2 separate regions of the Homo sapiens genome follow, and region 1 is linked to region 2. A link is an interaction called in ENCODE POLR2A ChIA-PET data of the cell type or tissue named here. Cell type or tissue: HepG2. All regions are shown on one strand. Links, peaks and the distances in the headings refer to the core of each region. The heading gives the core; the rest is flanking DNA. Region 1 overlaps LOC105373408 (a long non-coding RNA gene). Region 2 overlaps LINC00298 (long intergenic non-protein coding RNA 298).

The links. Peaks named below come from ENCODE experiments on the same cell type or tissue, not always from the same donor. Only the 100,000 strongest peaks of a DNase experiment are listed, where the experiment ranks them.
Region 1: POLR2A ChIA-PET joins it to region 2 with 7 read pairs; 2 of 35 experiments call an interaction of 5 or more read pairs at or near these places.

The regions. Positions count from the first base shown.
Region 1 is chr2:7,834,633-7,837,548 of GRCh38, reverse strand. All of the region lies in intron 1 of LOC105373408 (a long non-coding RNA gene), which reads left to right. Among named protein-coding and RNA genes, the nearest start is that of LINC01871, 110 kb to the right of the region's middle. In HepG2, for the core only: no CTCF peak of the experiment used is centred there; DNase peaks (open chromatin) are centred at 1,348 and 1,698.
Region 2 is chr2:7,951,251-7,954,166 of GRCh38, reverse strand. The region is part of intron 2 of LINC00298 (long intergenic non-protein coding RNA 298); the gene reads left to right. Among named protein-coding and RNA genes, the nearest start is that of LINC00298, 24 kb to the left of the region's middle. In HepG2, for the core only: no CTCF peak of the experiment used is centred there; no DNase peak of the experiment used is centred there; H3K27me3 peaks cover 1,240 bases.

The sequences.
Region 1 (2,916 bases), core at 124-2,623, 120 kb after region 2:
TCAAGAAGCCTTAGACAGAACCTCATTGTTTGGTGCCTGGGGAGAGTGGGAAGCTGGATGCACAGACGGCTCTCCAAACAGGGAAGTCTGTGCAGAGCAAGTGCCTGTCCTCGAGGGTGATTCAGAGGGTCCTCCTTCAGGAGAGTAACAGAAGTGCCACTTGTGTCACAGAAGACTACTGTAATTAAAAAGGAAAAAAGAATGTGCATATAATCAAGTCCAAGGATTACTATATGCTGTTTCTTGCATGCCCACAAACATGTCTGCTCAATGGGCACAATGAACAGCAATTGTCTTCTCCAAGCAATGAAAACCCAAGTAGCCGTTGTCAGTGATGGTGGCATCCTACGGGCTCTCAGTTTGAAGGAGCTTATTGGTAATCGCATGATGTCTCCTCCCTGGGTCAAGCCTCGGAGACGTAGGCATCAGCATTCCTTCTGCATGCCCCCCGAACCCAAGCAGCAATGAGTGCTTGTAAAAGCCACTGTTTGGTGAGAAAGTGAGGACATGGAGCTCTAGCTTCAGTTTTCCCAAACTATCCAGCTGTGCATTTGATCTTGCACCAAACAATGGCAACTTAGATGACAAGCTGAGGCCTTAATCCCCCAAACCAAATGAAATTTCAATGGCCACAAAGGGGTTTCTTCTTTTATTCAGCAGATGTAAGATCAAGGCAAAGTTTTCCCCTGTTCCCTAAGCCCACTACAGCAATGGAGTTTCCTTCTCACCTCTCCAGTGACAGAGAAAGGCCAACTTACAAAAAAAAAAAAAAAAAAAAAAAAAGTAACTCAATCAACCAGAAGCAGAGCCTTTCTTCCATCTATATCATTTTTAAAGCAATCAAGCTACCATTTTCCACCTAAAAATGGGGTTCCGTGAATGTTCTTGAACTTGAGATTCTATCTCCTCTCCTGTTCTCTGATGGTGGAATGCGGATGCAGATCCAGAGAGAAACTCTTTTGTTCTAGATCAGAGCTTTCCAACCTGAGTTCTTGAATGTGCATAGGTTTGTTGAGCTATTGATTCTCCTGTCCTCAGGGCAGAAATTCCTGAACCTGACCAGTAGATTTTATAAATACCACTACTTTCTATGTGTACCATTACATGAAAACTTGGGGAAACACTGTTCCTGCAAACACCTTCCAGCAATTTTGTTCTTTGCCATCCTGTTTATCTCAGCTGCCACATCCAGGATTCATCAAGGTACTGCTATCCTCACGTAGGTCATAACATCTCTGGAATATAAGAAAATCCTATAGCCGCCTGCATAGACACATTCTCCAAGCACACTCTGTTTTTTCTTTGTAACTACTATTCAAAGTTCAGGCATGCAGAGTACAGGTCACGCCTTTGTGAATTAATGGCTCTTTGATGTTATGACCTAGAGTTATGAAATAAGTGAGGACCAAATATTACTTAAGTTTACCTACCAATCCCACTCTGAAGTTAGCTCATTAGTTACGTTGGTTTATTTCCCTTCTCAATAATATGCTTAGCTACTACTGTGGTTTGGATATAGTTTGTTTGTCCCCACTAAATCTCAAGTTGAAATTTGATCCCCAGTGTCGTGGGAGGTGTTGGCTCAGGGTAGTGAGTGAGTTCTGGCTCTCCTAAGACTGGATTTGTTCTTGAGAAACAAATTAATTCCCCGGATAGCGGGTTGTTATAAAGGCAGGAAGCCCATCAGGTGCGGTCTCTGTTTGCACTTGCATGTTCCCACTTCCCCTTTGAACTTCTCTGTCATGCTTCAGTGCAGCACAAATGGCCGCACTAGAAGCCGAGCACATGCTGCTGCCATTCTTCTTGCACAGCCTGCAGAACCATGAGCTAAATAAACCTCTTTATGAACTAAATTACACAGCCTCAGGTATTTTTTTATAGCAACAAAAAATAAACTAAGATCGCTCTTGTCCATCCAAGTTCACAGGCAGTGATAAATAAAGTGTACCAGGTTTGGGTGATGATGTTGCTTAAAAAATATAGCAACCCTGAAATTTGCAGCCACAATAGTGATGTGACAAAGCAAGTCCTTGACCAGTAGCACATCTCAAAAATGAAATATTCTCCAGCCTTTCCCACAGAGAAATCAGAGACCAAACATTTCAATTTCCTTTATCCTATTACCACAGACATTAGACCTGAGAGACGCAATGAAGCATATCCTGTCTTCTATTTATTTCTGCTTAACGCCAGTTGGAAGAGCATCTCTGAGTGCCAGGTTCAGGTCTGATTTCCTTCCTGAAATTGCAGTCTGGGTCTTACTCCACTGACACTGATACAGAGCCAACAGAACATTCCATAGAGTTAATAAGACACAGGCAACTCCAACTCCCAATTTGACGAACTTAAGGCATCTGCAACTCTACAGTTCACTGTCCACATTAGCAAGACTTTAGCCTTTGACTGTCTATATTAATGTAATTTTTCTCTTCTAGGAAACCTTTGCCGAGATGATAAACTTACAAATTACTTTATGGTATCTGGGTCTTCTCAAAAATATATTTATCTGGAGAATAGACTTGTCAACTGAGTCCTTATCCCCATCTCAGGCAATAGATTGCTTAACTAGTCTCAGTAAATAACTGTTTTCTCACCAAACAATGGCCTATTCTTGGAAACTTTCTTCAAAGTCTCCTTTTGCTGCACCCACTGGTCCCAAACTATAATGCATGCGCTTTACATAATCCCAATTAGCCCATTCCTAATAGCATGAAAAGACTTATCTTAAAACAGAAACTCAACCCTCGCCAAAACCATAGAACTCCCCTCAGATGCTATTTAGATGCTGTCATAATGGTTTAGTGGATTCCTTGCTGCAGCAAGCAGTAAACTCAGCTTTACTATATCAATGGGTTGTTTTGGTGCCCTTTTGGGGGAAGTTAGAAGTTAACAGTTCCTATCCACAAAATGTAGAAA
Region 2 (2,916 bases), core at 209-2,708:
CCTCTTGATTCCCTTCTCTACCCAGGACTGACTTCTGCTCGCAGTGCATTCTGTGTTCTTTTAGGTCTTTTTTGTGCACTTACAAAACAGACATGAATATACTTATATATACACACTTCACCTATGTCTTCTTTAATCACACAATGACCTTTGGGGGCTTATAAATGGACAGACAAGGCAATGTTTCTCTCCATTTTTTAAACCAACTTAACTTTCCCACATGGCCGAAAATTATTTCTATATTTCTAGGGCAAAAGCTTCCTCCATCAAAACAGCAGGAGACTATCCTAACCTGAGGGCATGGCCAGGGTGAGCTGTGAGTGAGGGGAGGCCACATTGTTGCCCCATGAGACAGGTTCATCCATCTTGAGCTCACATCTCCTGGGAGCAAAGGACGCCCCCTGTGCAAGTGTCTGCTCTTGTGGAATCGGTGAATAATGAATGCAATGCTTCTTTTTGATGCCACACACCCCCGAGCCAGGTGGCAAGCTCATGACAGGCAGTTTTTTGCTCCTGGAATGCTCTGGTCCCAAGCCACAGGAGGTGGTCCACTGGGGGACCTGCACCTGTCAGATTTCAGGCATTGTCATTGATTAGACCACTCCTCCAGGCTGGCTGGAGCCATACGTGCATCTCAGAGAGAAATGGACAAAGGCTTCCCAGAACAGATGTTGCTGCTGGAAGCGAGGAAATTTCCCTCACTGCCTAGCGCTGCTGGGGCCCAGCTGGGCACAAGAGCCAGGCTTCAGCTACACACACACCCTGGGCTCCAGGCCCCTTGCAGGTAGCCAGACGTGCAGAGGCTGACAGATAAAAGGCTGCTCTCCAGATGTCCCCTGCCGAGGGTGAGGTGGCCTGTCCAGAAATGTCGTGTTTGGCAGCTGCTGAAAGCCCCCTCTCCCTGCTGTTGGCTCATAGCTCCTGCATGGATAGGAGAGAGGCTAGCATTAAAGTCTAAAGAGACAGCATTAAAGAGAATTTAAAGGGAATTTTTGCCCTCACTCATATAGATACAAAACTGATAATGGGATGCACCTTCTTGGTATCTCATTAATGACATTTTATAACATAATGAGAGCCACAGGATTCTGCTAACCTGTACTTCTGATAATGCCACCCATCCATGGCTTCCCAGCGATGCCAAGACAGAATTCAACTTGTTCAGATGGCTTCAGCTTCAAGATGGACAATTCCACACACCCTCAGCTCACATGTGTAAATAGAACGTGGTTTTTTGATTTTTCTGTCACTTCCAGAACCTACTTTATGAGTGCTCACCCTTCTGGGCAGCAGAAAAATATGGAGTTCCCAGATGAGGAGTTTGTAGCCTCTTTTAGTTCGAATGCATACTTTTACTTTGAATATTGACTATGAACAAAATTCAGCTGTTTCTCATGATTTCAGTGGCTGTTTTTAGCTATTGTAGTATCTTGTAAATGCTAAGTGACTGTGCATCCCCGGGGTCACCCACCCACACCGTGGTGGCGTTGTCTGTGTAACGTCCCTATTGGCTGCATGGATAACTTAGCTTGTTGCCTCTGCATTGCCACATCTGGGAAGTGGTGACCTGGGAAGAGATGGATAAATAAACAAAAGAAGAAATGAAAGCGCTGTTGTGAGCCAGGGATTTGTGGCAGCGAGGGGTCGCTGGGCTGTGTGAGTGGCTTGACTTCAGTGGAGGTTCATCAGGAGGGGTGCCAAGGAAATGAGGATCCCAGGCTCTCGCTGGGGTTAGAGCCCAAAGACCTTGAACAACTGCATTCTTGACATTTTGATATCATTTTTTCCTTCTTGTTTTCTTTTTTTCCCCCCATTTTTTGTTTGTTCCTAGAAACGTGGCCAGGAAGTATGCAGTCACTGTTAGCTACCTCACCCCACCAGGGCTGAGCCTCACAGGGCTCTCAGCCACAGCAGTGGAGGCTCCTCTGAGAAGCCTGTGCAGGGCTGAAATCTGGCGGGGAGCAGGGAAGGGGTGGGAGGTGTGGGCCGAGGTCGTGATTTCGCAGTGCACGGAGTTGGAAAGTTCAGGACTCTCATCTCCTGCTTTGTGAATCCGCACAGCTGACTTTGACCAAGGTCCACCTAGACAATTGTTTCTGCAAAATGTAATTTGGAATAATAAGTTCGGTGTCCACTATTTCCATGGCAATGGGCAACAGGAAGGAGGCTGGGCTGCCTTCTCCTTACTACATTATCCCTTGTTGTCATAATGCTTTTCTTAATAAAATACGCTCACATCAACTTGATAAGAAAGAAAAACTTCAATCCAGGGTTATTTGTCCCTGCAGTTTTCTCTGAAATTAAATAAATAAACATACTAATAGCCAACATTTGCTTTATGTTATTCGCTCTCCTAAGTACCTTACATTCATTCATTTGCTTAATTTCCATAACAACCCTATGAGATAGACCTTCTTATTGTGCCATTTACAGAGGACACAGAGGCACAGAGAGGTTAAGCTACTTTCCTGAGGTCACACAGCTAATAAATGGCAAAATCATGCTTCCAACCTGTTGTTCTGGCTCAGAGTCCATGCTCCTAACAGCTTTGCTATATTGTCTTTCAAGAGAAAATGGAGTTGTGCCATTTCCAGGACAGTGACCATGATGGCAGGTGGCTTTGCTGGCAGTGAGCTGAAGGAGGAACAGGGTGGCCCTCTCTCCCTGCCCTGGGAGGGAAGTAGCTCCACCTTGCAGGATTTGCAGGAAACCTGGAGGCTCTTGGAAGCAGCCCCTAGGAGAAGCTTTATAAACTGACTTTCACCAGTCCCATGAAGGCCTGGCTTCCCTAAAAACAGCTCCAGAGAAGGCTTCCTTGTCTTTTTGGGCACAAGCCACTGCTGGTGACCAGGAAGGATGCTCTACAGTGGGACAGAGGCCATGCCACTCAGGTTAGCTCAACCAGAGTCAACTCTG